Regions from separate parts of the Homo sapiens genome. Here region 1 is linked to region 2. The links are chromatin loops, found by intact Hi-C in ENCODE. Cell type or tissue: gastrocnemius medialis. All regions are shown on one strand. Each heading gives the region's core, and the rest is flanking DNA. Links, peaks and the distances in the headings are about the cores only.

Evidence for each region. Hi-C counts contacts between places; a loop is a spot of excess contacts. Peaks named below come from ENCODE experiments on the same cell type or tissue, not always from the same donor. Only the 100,000 strongest peaks of a DNase experiment are listed, where the experiment ranks them.
Region 1: a loop joins it to region 2, with 4 times the contacts of the local background. A loop is called at or near these places in 1 of 110 quality-filtered maps.

Annotation. Positions count from the first base shown.
Region 1 is chr10:29,966,785-29,972,165 of GRCh38, reverse strand. No RefSeq gene overlaps it. Among named protein-coding and RNA genes, the nearest start is that of JCAD, 90 kb to the left of the region's middle. In gastrocnemius medialis, for the core only: no CTCF peak of the experiment used is centred there; DNase peaks (open chromatin) are centred at 1,975 and 2,665; H3K27ac peaks cover 3,602 bases.
Region 2 is chr10:29,643,829-29,649,209 of GRCh38, reverse strand. It overlaps a transcript of SVIL not described here. Among named protein-coding and RNA genes, the nearest start is that of SVIL, 12 kb to the right of the region's middle. In gastrocnemius medialis, for the core only: no CTCF peak of the experiment used is centred there; DNase peaks (open chromatin) are centred at 2,439 and 2,769; H3K4me3 peaks cover 3,163 bases; H3K27ac peaks cover 5,000 bases.

The DNA.
Region 1 (5,381 bases), core at 301-5,300, 320 kb before region 2:
AATGTACGTTTAAAAATGGTTACAATGGCCGGACATGGTGGCTCATGCCTGTAATCCTAGTACTTTGGGAGGCTGAGGTGGGTGGATCACCTGAGGTCAGGAGTTCGAGACCAGCTTGGCCAACATGGTGAAACCCCATCTCTACTAAAAATACAATAATTAGCCAGGCGTGGTGTCATGCTCCTGTAATCCCAGCCACTCAGGAGGCTGAGGCAGGAGAATCGCTTGAACCTAGGAGGCGGAGGTAGCAGCAAGCTGAGATCATGCCACTGCACTGCAGCCTGGGCGACAGAGTGAGACTCTGTCTCAAATAATAATAATACAATAAAGGTTACAATGGTGACTTCTATGTTGTGTATATTTTACCACAGTAAAAAAGTAAAAAGATTGTCCTGTGAGAAACTGACATTACCAAGTGATTTTTTTATTTGATAAGCTTGGGAATTTCTATCATAAAACTATTTTTTGATAGCTAACATGATGTGGATCTGTGTTCCTGCGAAATTTCATGTGGATTTGTTGTCCCCAGCACTGGATGTAGGGCCTGGCAGAAGGTGACTGGATTGACTGGATTGCGGGGCAGATTTCTCGTGAATGGTTTAGCACCATCCTCTTGGTGTTGTCCTCGCAATAGTGGGTTCTTGTGAGATCTAGTCATGATCGCCCCCCTCTCTCTCGTGCTCCTGCTTTCACCATGTGATGTGCCTGCCCCCACTTCCCCTTCCGCCATGATTGGAAGCTTCCTGAGAACTCCCTGGAAGCAGATGCTAACACCATGCTTCCTGCACACCCTGCATGACCATGAGCCAATTAAACCTCTTTTCTTATTAAATTACCCAGTCTCAGATATTTCTGTATAGCAACTCAAGAACAGCTTAACACAATAGCCCATTATCTGTGGATTTAACTTAAAAAAATTTTTTTATTATACTTTAAGTTCTGGGGTACAGAGTAGAATGTGCAGGTTTGTTACATAGGTATACACGTGTCATGGTGGTTTGCTGCACCCATCAACCCGTCATCGACATTAGGTATTTCTCCTAATGCTATCTCTCCCCTAGCCCCCAACCCCCCGACAGGCCCCAATGTATGATGTTCTCCTCTCTGTGTCCATGTGTTCTCATTGCTCAGCTCCCACTTATGAGTGAGAACATACGATGCTTTGGGTTTTTTTTAACAGTAGAGATGGTTTTCTCAGAACTATCTATGTAACCTTTATCCCAATGTCTTGAATAAAGGAAATTTCTGTCTCCTATTCACCACTGTGTATTTGATTTGCCTCTGAAGTGATGGGGAATGCTGTTCTCTCTCCTGAATGTTTATCTCCTGGTTTGACTTCCACTTCCTGTGAAGAAAAAGGTTCCAACTAGTCTGGCCTGAAATTACCTGGCCTGATGCCCATGCGGGCTGGGCCCTTGCATCTGAAGATATGAATCCTTTCCACTAAAGATGCCACAGATGCTGCCTCACAGAATCAACCGTGAGGGCAAGTGGGGTTTTCATCATGGTGTGGGAATTGAAAACATGGTCTTGAGTTGAAGGTGCTTCTTGGACATTTCCCTGAAGGAGACAATCCCTGAAATAGAACATCCTTGCAAATCATTGCCAAGAGTTTGCTGATCTCCTTCAGGGATGTTTTGTGCTTTGCACTGGTGATACTTTATTATTATTAACTGATTATTTGTTACTGTCCTTTACTATGTCTTAAGTGCCTTGATTTCCCCATTTGATCTCCACAACTATAGCATATGATTTTTACCATTTTGCAGGGAGTGAGGAACATAAGACCAAAGAGATGAAGAGATTTGCTAAGACCATGGCTCTTAAATTTGAGCATGTTTCAGAATCACCTGGAGGGCTGGTAAAACTCAGATTGCTGGCCCCACTCCCAGGGCTTCTGATTCAGCAGGACTGGGCTGGGGCCTGAGAATCTGAATTTCTCACAAGCTCCCAGGTGATGCCGATGCTGCTGGTCCCAACCACACGTGCAGAAGCACTGGCCTCAGGTCACAGAGCTGTCAGCAGCAGAGCCACGCCCAGCCTTCCCTCCCCTCCGAGAGCTGTCTACCTAAAGACGAGAATGCATGCAGAAGGGGGATGTCAATTCGTAAAATGAGCCCACAAACCTTTCCTCAAAAGAGTGTGATTACTTTGTAACCAGACAACTATTCTATAAGCCCCTTAACCCATTTATGCCAGAGGTTACAATTTGTGTGTGTGTGTGTGTGTGTGTGTATGTGTGAAAAATCAGACCTTGGCAATAACCTTGAGCAGTAGGATATAAATAACTCCCACAAGCTTAGTGTCCCAATAATGGAACGCTAGGCATAAATGGGTTAAAAACAAGAATCACGGACTTCACTCCTTCCCCTCAAAGTCTCTAGCCTAGTAGGCTACAAGTGGCTGTTGGTTAACAAGAAAGATATCATTTACCCAGGTACATGGTTTGCCCAGTCAGTAGACTGATTTCTAAGGTGTACTTTTCAATCTCTGGGAAAATTGACACACCAAGTGTTCCTTCCATCGCACCCTAAGCTGCTCGAATGTTCTTCAGTATCATGTAGCTCAACGCAGACATGATGGATTAGCTGCCACCCTTTCTCCTGCTTGCAACAGAAGACTCTCCTCCTGGAAACAAAATCTGTAACAAAATGTGGTAACACCCATAAATCTCCTTGTAATGATTTGGGCCTGCAGGCTGAGTTAAATCAGAAGCCGAACAGCACCTGCTGCTGTTAGCAATGCCAACAACATGTTACATGGAGGCCACTCACTGTCATCGGAGCACGGAAGTGGCCCTGCGTGGCTCAGGCACTCTCTGCACGCCGCATCTGCACTGTGTTAATGTCCAGGCCAGATGGCTTCAGCAGGATCTGCAGTGTGCCTGGGGTGGGGGGCGAGTGGGGTTTCTTTATGACATACTCACACACTCACACAGAGACACACACTGACACATACATGCCGACACACCGATACACACATATGCATACACAATTACACACAGTGGCACACTGACACACACACACTGACACACATACTCATTGACACACGCTGACACACATACACACTAACATACACATACACAATTATACACACTGAGAGCAAATATACATATATTGACATGCACACACACACGAACATACACATCACAATTACACACAGTGGCACACTGACAAACATACATACTGACACACACACAGATCCAGGCTGACACATGCATACACTCTAACATACACACACGTAACTATACACACTGACATACACATACACACTAACACATTCACACACACTGACACACAGACACTGGCACTCACATACACAAGCACACACACACACTGACACACACAGAGTAATGTATTTGTCCAATCCTCTACACAAATATATGTCCTTGTTTTGACATGAATCATTTTGATTTTTATTGTATTAACAGCCTGAAAGGAAGACTGCAGTTTCCTGGCAAATACAGATGATTAAATACCCAATATGAGTGTGTGTATGTTTCAGAGGGGAGAGAGAGATCCAGCCGAGGCCTGGGGCCTGACGGGAAAAGGGTCTGTTGCTTTAGATCTGAATTCTGGGTTCATTTCGCCTCTGCTTTCGAGGTCCCTGAGTGCACCCTGCCCTGGCCCACAGACCTTCGCCTCTGAGGCTGGGAATCTAGACCTTGACGGGGTGCTATTTTAATTATGTGTTTGTTTTTACTTCCCTACGTCCTTCCAATAACAATTGGGAGCTCTCTGCTTTGTGTTCTGGTGAATGTTAAAAAGCAAAACAAAACAAAAACCCCATTTCTGAAACATCTGAAGAGGCAAGATGGAAAAGGCAGTTTCTGAACATATGCTTAGCAAGTAGCATTTTCCCTCACAGTCCTGCTTCAGAAAGAAGAAAGAAAATGTGGAAGTGCTCTAGCAAAGCATAATGTGTGCCCAGGAATAGAGATCGTGCACTTGGCCTTGTGGATTTGAGTTTGTGCAGCAAACTATCTTGGATTCTGAGGCAAAAGGAAAATTCAGTCATACTGAGCCTGTCTTTATTTAAACTTTAGATATTTTGTTCATTATGGATTCCCTTGCATATGTTTATAATGTTGCATTGATATGGTTTGGCTCTGTGTCCCCACCCAAATCTCATCTTGAATGTAATCCCCTCATGTCAAGGGAGGAGGGAGGAGGTGATTGCATCATGATAGGATTGAGTTCTCACGAGATCTGATGGTTTTATAAGTGACTGGCCTTTCCCCTGATTGCACTTCTCTCTCCTGTCATCATGTGAAGAAGGTCCTTGCTTCACGTTCACCTTCCACCATGATTGTAAGTTTCCTGAGGCCTCTCTAGCCATGTGGCACTGTGAGTCACTTAAACCTCTTTCGTTTAAAATAACCCAGTCTCAGGCAGTTCTTTATATCAGTGAGGGAACAGACACTGCTGTAATATATGCATTAAGATATTATTTATCTTTTTTTTCTTAGAGACAGAATCTCACTCTGCTACCCAGGCTGGAGTGCTGTGGGCACAACCATACCTCACTGCAGCCTCAAACTCCTTGGCTCAAGTGATCCTCTCTCCTTAGCCTCCCAAGTAGGTGGGACAGGAGGCGCATGCACCAGCACACCTGGCTAATTTTTAATTTTTTTGCAGAGACAGAGGTCTCACTTTGTTGCCCAGGCTGGCCTAGAACTTCTGGCTTCAAGCAATCCTCCCACCTTGGCCTCTCAAAGTATTGGGATTACAGGCACAAGTCCCTGAGCCTGTCCTGTTTATCTTAATTAGAGTTTTCGGTGCCCCCTTAAGTGATGCTCCTGGGATGAGTGTGCCCTTCTCTCCTCATCCTAATCTGGCTCTGAGTTTGTGGATCATTTTCAGATGGCCACATACCTGAAACCCTGGGTTACTACAGCAGGTCTGGGGTAATGATTTGGGGAGATGGGTAATGTTCTTTATACTATATCAGCTTAGGCTTGTAGAGTGCTTTGGGTTTGCCAGGCACTTCTTGGGCCTTCTCTCATTCTGTAAGCTCCACATTCTGTCTTCGTCATACTGAACTCTCCAAAACAAGGATGGTCCCTTGTACCTAATAGATGTTCAATAAATATTTATTGAATGAATGTTTGACCCTATGATGTTAGTCTTGTTATTATTCTCATTTTACAAACAAGGAAACTAAGGTTTTGTAGGAATTTGGTAATGGCCCAGATTTATGCAGCCAATGAGTGCAGGAGCCAGATCTTGAGTGCCCGGGCTGTCCACTCTAAATGCTCTGTTCTTCACAGGTGACCTTTCTACCCCTTCCATTGTCACATAAAGCTGAGAATTCAGCCGGGTGCAGCGGTGGAGGTACCTGTAGTCCCAGCTACTCAGGAGGCTGAGGTAGGAGGATTACTT
Region 2 (5,381 bases), core at 215-5,214:
CCATGAAAAAATTTCTGGCTTAAAAGAAACCCTGCTTTTATTTATTTATTTAGACAGGGCCTCGCTCTGTCACCCAGCCTGGAGTGCAGTGGTGTAATCACAGCTCACTGCAGCCTTGACCTCTTGGGCTTAAAGGATCCTCCTACCTCAGCCACCCAAGTAGCTGGGACCATGGGTGTGAGTCACAATGCCTGGCTAATTTTTAATGTGTTTTTTGTTTTTTGTTTTTTTTGTGTGTAGACGGGTGCCTTAGTGTGTTGTCCAGGCTGGTCTCAAACTCCTGGGCTGAAGCAATCCTCCCCACTTGGCCTCCTAAAGTGCTTGGAATATAGGCATGAGCCTCTATGCCCAGCCCAAGAAACAAACCCTGCTTTTAGAATCTTTTTTTTTTTTTCCCAGCTGTCCTGTGTCCTAGGTTTATAACTTTGACTAACTTCTAGCAACTTCCAATCATGGGAGAATTAGAGTGGTTATCTGGGATGAATTGTTTGAACTTCAACCTGTTATCTTGGCTGCAGGGCTTTCTTGGCCACAGGGCCGTGCTAAAGGGCACTTTGATTTCTTGATTTTAAAAGAGCAAGAGAAAGTGATTGCCAAGAGGAGAGGTTTGGTTGGCTTTTCTTAGAACTAACTGCCTCTCCAGAGAAGCCTGCATTGGCTGCTCATCATGATGAGGGTCGGGCAAGGTCAGTTTCCACTGTCTTCTAATTGTTTTCAGAGAATTGGACGGTACAAAGCAGGTGCCACTGACAACATTTCCCATCATTTTATGGAAGAGTACTGATTCCGTCTTTTCTGCTCAGAGTGGATCTGTGCAAATAACTTTTGTTTCTCAAAAATTTCTGGTTTGTCTTGGGATGCAGCCAGGCCTCTAATGTGGTGGTGTGTGCTGTGTCACAAACCTCGGCCCCAAAAGCCTGAGCTTGGCTTTGTCAGATCTGATGAGTGTGCATGAGCAGGAAGCCACCCTTCGGGAGAATTCAGGGGCAAACGTACAAGTAACGTTTGTGAACCTGTGCAGACAAAGGCTTTGGGTAGATGCCTGTGAGATGTGGGGATCCAGGTGACATGAAGGGAGAAGAACAGAAGACAGGTAAGGGACTTGTGGGTTTTCTTAACTCCATGTGGCTGCATTGAGAAAACTAGTTAACATTTCATGGGCTGGTGGGAGCGTCATCTTATCATTCTCTCTTTTTTTTTTTTTTCTGGTAATGATTTTTTTTGTTTTTTTTTTTTTTGATATTGACAAAAGTTTAATCATTTCAATTAAAAATGCCACTAATTTGACTTTTTAAGTAAAAAATGTAGGGGGTTTTAAAACTACTTTCCTACTACCAAAAAATCAGAAAGTATCTAGCTTTCTAAATTGGGAAAGCAAGCAATGTTATAAAAACACTGAAGGAATCTCTTTCTTCGTGACCTTTTGTTAAACTCGGTTTAAGCTGTAGACCTTATTTAAAATAAAATTTACCACAGAACAGGAAATAGAAGCTGTGGAAGACTCGAAATACACCTTTGTACTTCTCTGTTCTTCACCTGCTCTCTCACTGTCTCTACACACACACACACACAAACACACACACACCTATATTTGCATTAAAAATGGGTAGTAAAAGCAGTGAAGGGCAAACAGAAGGTACAATACAATCAAGTAAGAGGTTGAATATAAACTGGAACAAGTCTTAATTTTTTATTTCACTTTCATTCGGATACGTTTACTAATTTTCTTTGCTAGCTTTAAGACTTTTAAAACATTCTTTGGCCCTGGGAGGGAGTTGTATAACCATAAAACTTGAGAATCCTGGCCCTAGAATAAATGTTCCTTTTAAAACCCCAAGGACAGAAAATTGAATACAGCTGTGCAAAAAAGAAAAAAAAGAAAAAGAAAGCAAGAAAAGAAAAAAAAGCCAAGTGATGGTTTAGGCTTGCAGGCACCCTGACCAACTTTCCCAGTGCACTTGGGCTGTGGTTTCCTGGAGATGGGAGATCGGGAGCTTTGGTGTACTTCTTGAAGGTTTCAGAAAAAGGCCAAGACTTCTTCAGAACTGTATGTTCCTGGGATATGGTTAAGAGCGCATTCTTTTTGGCATGGTTATCTATCATCTTGCTTGTCCTAAGCATGTCCTCTTGTTTTCCCCTGCAGAGGATTGGGGTTTCTAGGTCATTCTCTGTGATGCCGTGATTCTGCAAACCTTATAGTTCCTACCTAAAAGTAAGCTTCAGAGTTTAAGCAGTTTCCACCAGTCAGAAGGTGGAACGGATGAGTTTTTAAGACGCAATCTTGCTCTTCTCCCTCAGTCACTGAATTTGCCTCAGTATGGCCAGTTTTCAGACATGGTCCTGAGAATACGGCATTGCTACTCCCTGCTTCTCCTCTCCCTGGATGGAGACCAGGATGTTGCTTCTCTGATGTTTGCCTCGTGGGTTCCCATGTTAGGTTTGTGACCCACGGGGAGCTGTCACTGGGGACCCTACTGCAGCCTGGCATTAATCACTTTGCTCTTTGTCAGGCAGTGTCATGATGATTCATACTTCTTCCTCTACAAGATTAGATTACTGTAATTTTCATATCCTGGACTGCCCACGAGGGATTTGAATTAATACTTGTTGGTATAGAAAGCAGGATCATGTTTCTGGGGAGAAAGGACTGAACTTGCCCACTTGGCCATCATCAGAAAACATTAGGCAGGGCCTGGCTGAAAAATAATCCTGCCTTCAGGGCTTACCACATCAATTAGCTTACCATACGGGCCAGTAAGCCGTGTCTTTGTGAACACATGGTCCCTGGGCAGCGGATTTGTGAAAGTGATGCCAAGCCCAGGAGATCAGAATGCACGGAAGATTTTGCAAGGGAGTCCTATATTGAAATCAGACACTGCTTAATGAGGAAAATCTTTCCCAAAGAGGTATTTGAGAAGGAGGTAAACCAATTCAGGCATGTGGAACAGCCTGCACAAAGCCAGCAGAAATTACGATCACAGATTGCAGGGCAGGGGGGTGTCTGTGAGGGATAAAGTTGCCTTTGGAAAAGAACTCATTGCCTTGTCATTTTCCCTGGAGCATACGCATTATTTGCCTTATTCGTTCAAGAAATATTTATCGAGCACTTAATATATCCTAGGCACTGAAGATGAACAGCAGTTCACAAACCAGACAAAAGTCTCTGTCCTCACACAAGTCACATTTTAGGGGGCCCATGTCACTAGGGGTACAAGCGTAAGCTGAAGGGAGCTGTAGCAAGGAGTTAGGAGTACCTGGAAGAACTCCTGAATAACTATAGTTGTTTGAAAACGTATTTGCTTATTTATTTTCTCTCTTCCCTTTGATGCAACTTGCACCCACTATCCCACTAACGAGATTACCAGCCATCTTTCGATAAATCCTTGGGAGGGAATTACTTGTACTTGCTAATGAATAATCCACTTTAGTAGTCCAACAGATAATAACTTCAGGGTCTTCAAAGGGTTATCTGATCTGCTTTGGCCTGAGTCTCTATGGGAGGGAAGTTGAGGCATGATCAAAGGATTTTATCTTTGCTTGCTCTCCTACTGTCTAATAATTTTTTATTTCAGAATGCTTTGCTTTAACATATTTTATCTCGCTTGGAGCGCTTTATTCCTTCCTTATTTATTTATTTTTTGAGACGGAGTTTCACTCTATCGCCCAGGCTGGAGTTCAGTGGCACAATCCCGGCTCACTGCAAACTCCACCTCCCGGGTTCAAGCAACCCTCCTGCCTCAGCCTCCCGAGTAGTTTGGACTACAAGAGCCCGCCACCACACCTGACTAATTTTTGTATTTTTAGTAGAGACATGGTTTCACCATGTTGGCCAGGCTGGTCTTGAACTCCTGACCTCAAGTGATCCTCTCGCCTCGGCCTCCCAAAATGCTGGACTTACAGGCATGACCCACCACACCTGGCCCCTTCCTTCTTTTTTTCCCCCTCATTGTTGAGGCTTTTCTTTGGAGAAGGTGAGATGGTGCTATGCCTCAGAATTGTAGAATTTCAAGTTTTTAGAATTTGATGGCACTGTAGGAATCTTAATCCAGACCAGCGATTTTCAGTCCCCAGACTAAAACCAAGCCCTTACCTGAGGGCAGTGCGATGAGAAACCTAAGAAAATGAAGTGAATGTTGTATTAAATATAAAGCTAAATTTATTCAGTTGATTTCTGCATCATTCTGTTATTTTCTTTTCTTGAATTTTTCAGGTTTTTTTTTTTAGTGTCCTCCACCTACCCCAGAAATCAGTCTTCCTGATCTCAGCCTCCCACCTCCCACCATTCTGTCCCCACAGGCTGACTCCTGTCAGACCCCATCCTCCCACGCCCCAGTTTTCAGATGGGACCCTCCTCCTCAGTCTTGTAGCCCCTGCCCTCAATACAGAAGTCACTGGCTAAACCTTAGGGTAGGAAGTTCCCACTCGTGCTGTCAAGGAGACATGGCCCAGGATCCACAGTTGGAGCCAAAGATACATTGTAAGATACAACACATAGTGTTTCTGGTTTCTTTCTTTCCCTCTTTCTTTCTTTCTTTCTTTCAGGTGGAATCTTGCTCTGCCGCCCAGGCTGGAGTGCAGTGGCATGATCTCGGCTCACTGCAAGCTCCGCCTCCTGGGTTCAAGTGGTTCCGTTTTATAGAATTATTGGGACTGTGGTTCCACTCTATTACAAGCTTATCGGGCTTCTGTGGGTTGGCCGAGTGCATAGCCATTACGTAGAGCTCTGTTTCTGGAGGAAGATGAGAATGGAACCTTCACTGGGCTACAGAGTGCTTGGCCCAGGGGATGTGGGGTTTCTCGGTCCTTGGGGCTGGGAGAACATGCTCAGAGAAGGCTCCTCGCTCCTGTGTGTCTCTAAGGTATAGATGATGCTCCCTGAGGAGCACAGTCTCCTGGAGTTTTTCTTTCAGGAATAAGAATGATCCATTCCCTCTTGGTATTTGGAATCAGCCAAACAAACCACATGTGGTGCTGAGCTTTGTGATGTCAACAACAGCAGGGAAGGGAAGAGCCTCCCAGGTCCTCACTCCACTGGTCACATCACCGTCAGCTCATGTCCCCATTTGAGCAGCAGCCTCCATGGTTCTGTTCGTGCAGTGAGCTGCTGCTTGACAGCAGACAGAAATCCCATATTTTTAGATATCTAGTGGCCCAAACGGAGCATGTCACACTTTGTACATCTCTGATTACTCTCAAGACTCTGAGCCTGGTGTCCAGGAACGCGATGTTGCTCCAGCCGTGTGAGAGGCTGGGTCTCTGGAGCCAGGACTCATAAACCACGGTCCAGGCTCACCCCTGGCAAGTTCACATCTCATTTTGACCACGAGGCCAGCAGTTCTCTTTGTGTTGAGCTCTGCTACACACCCATTGCTCTGAAGCTA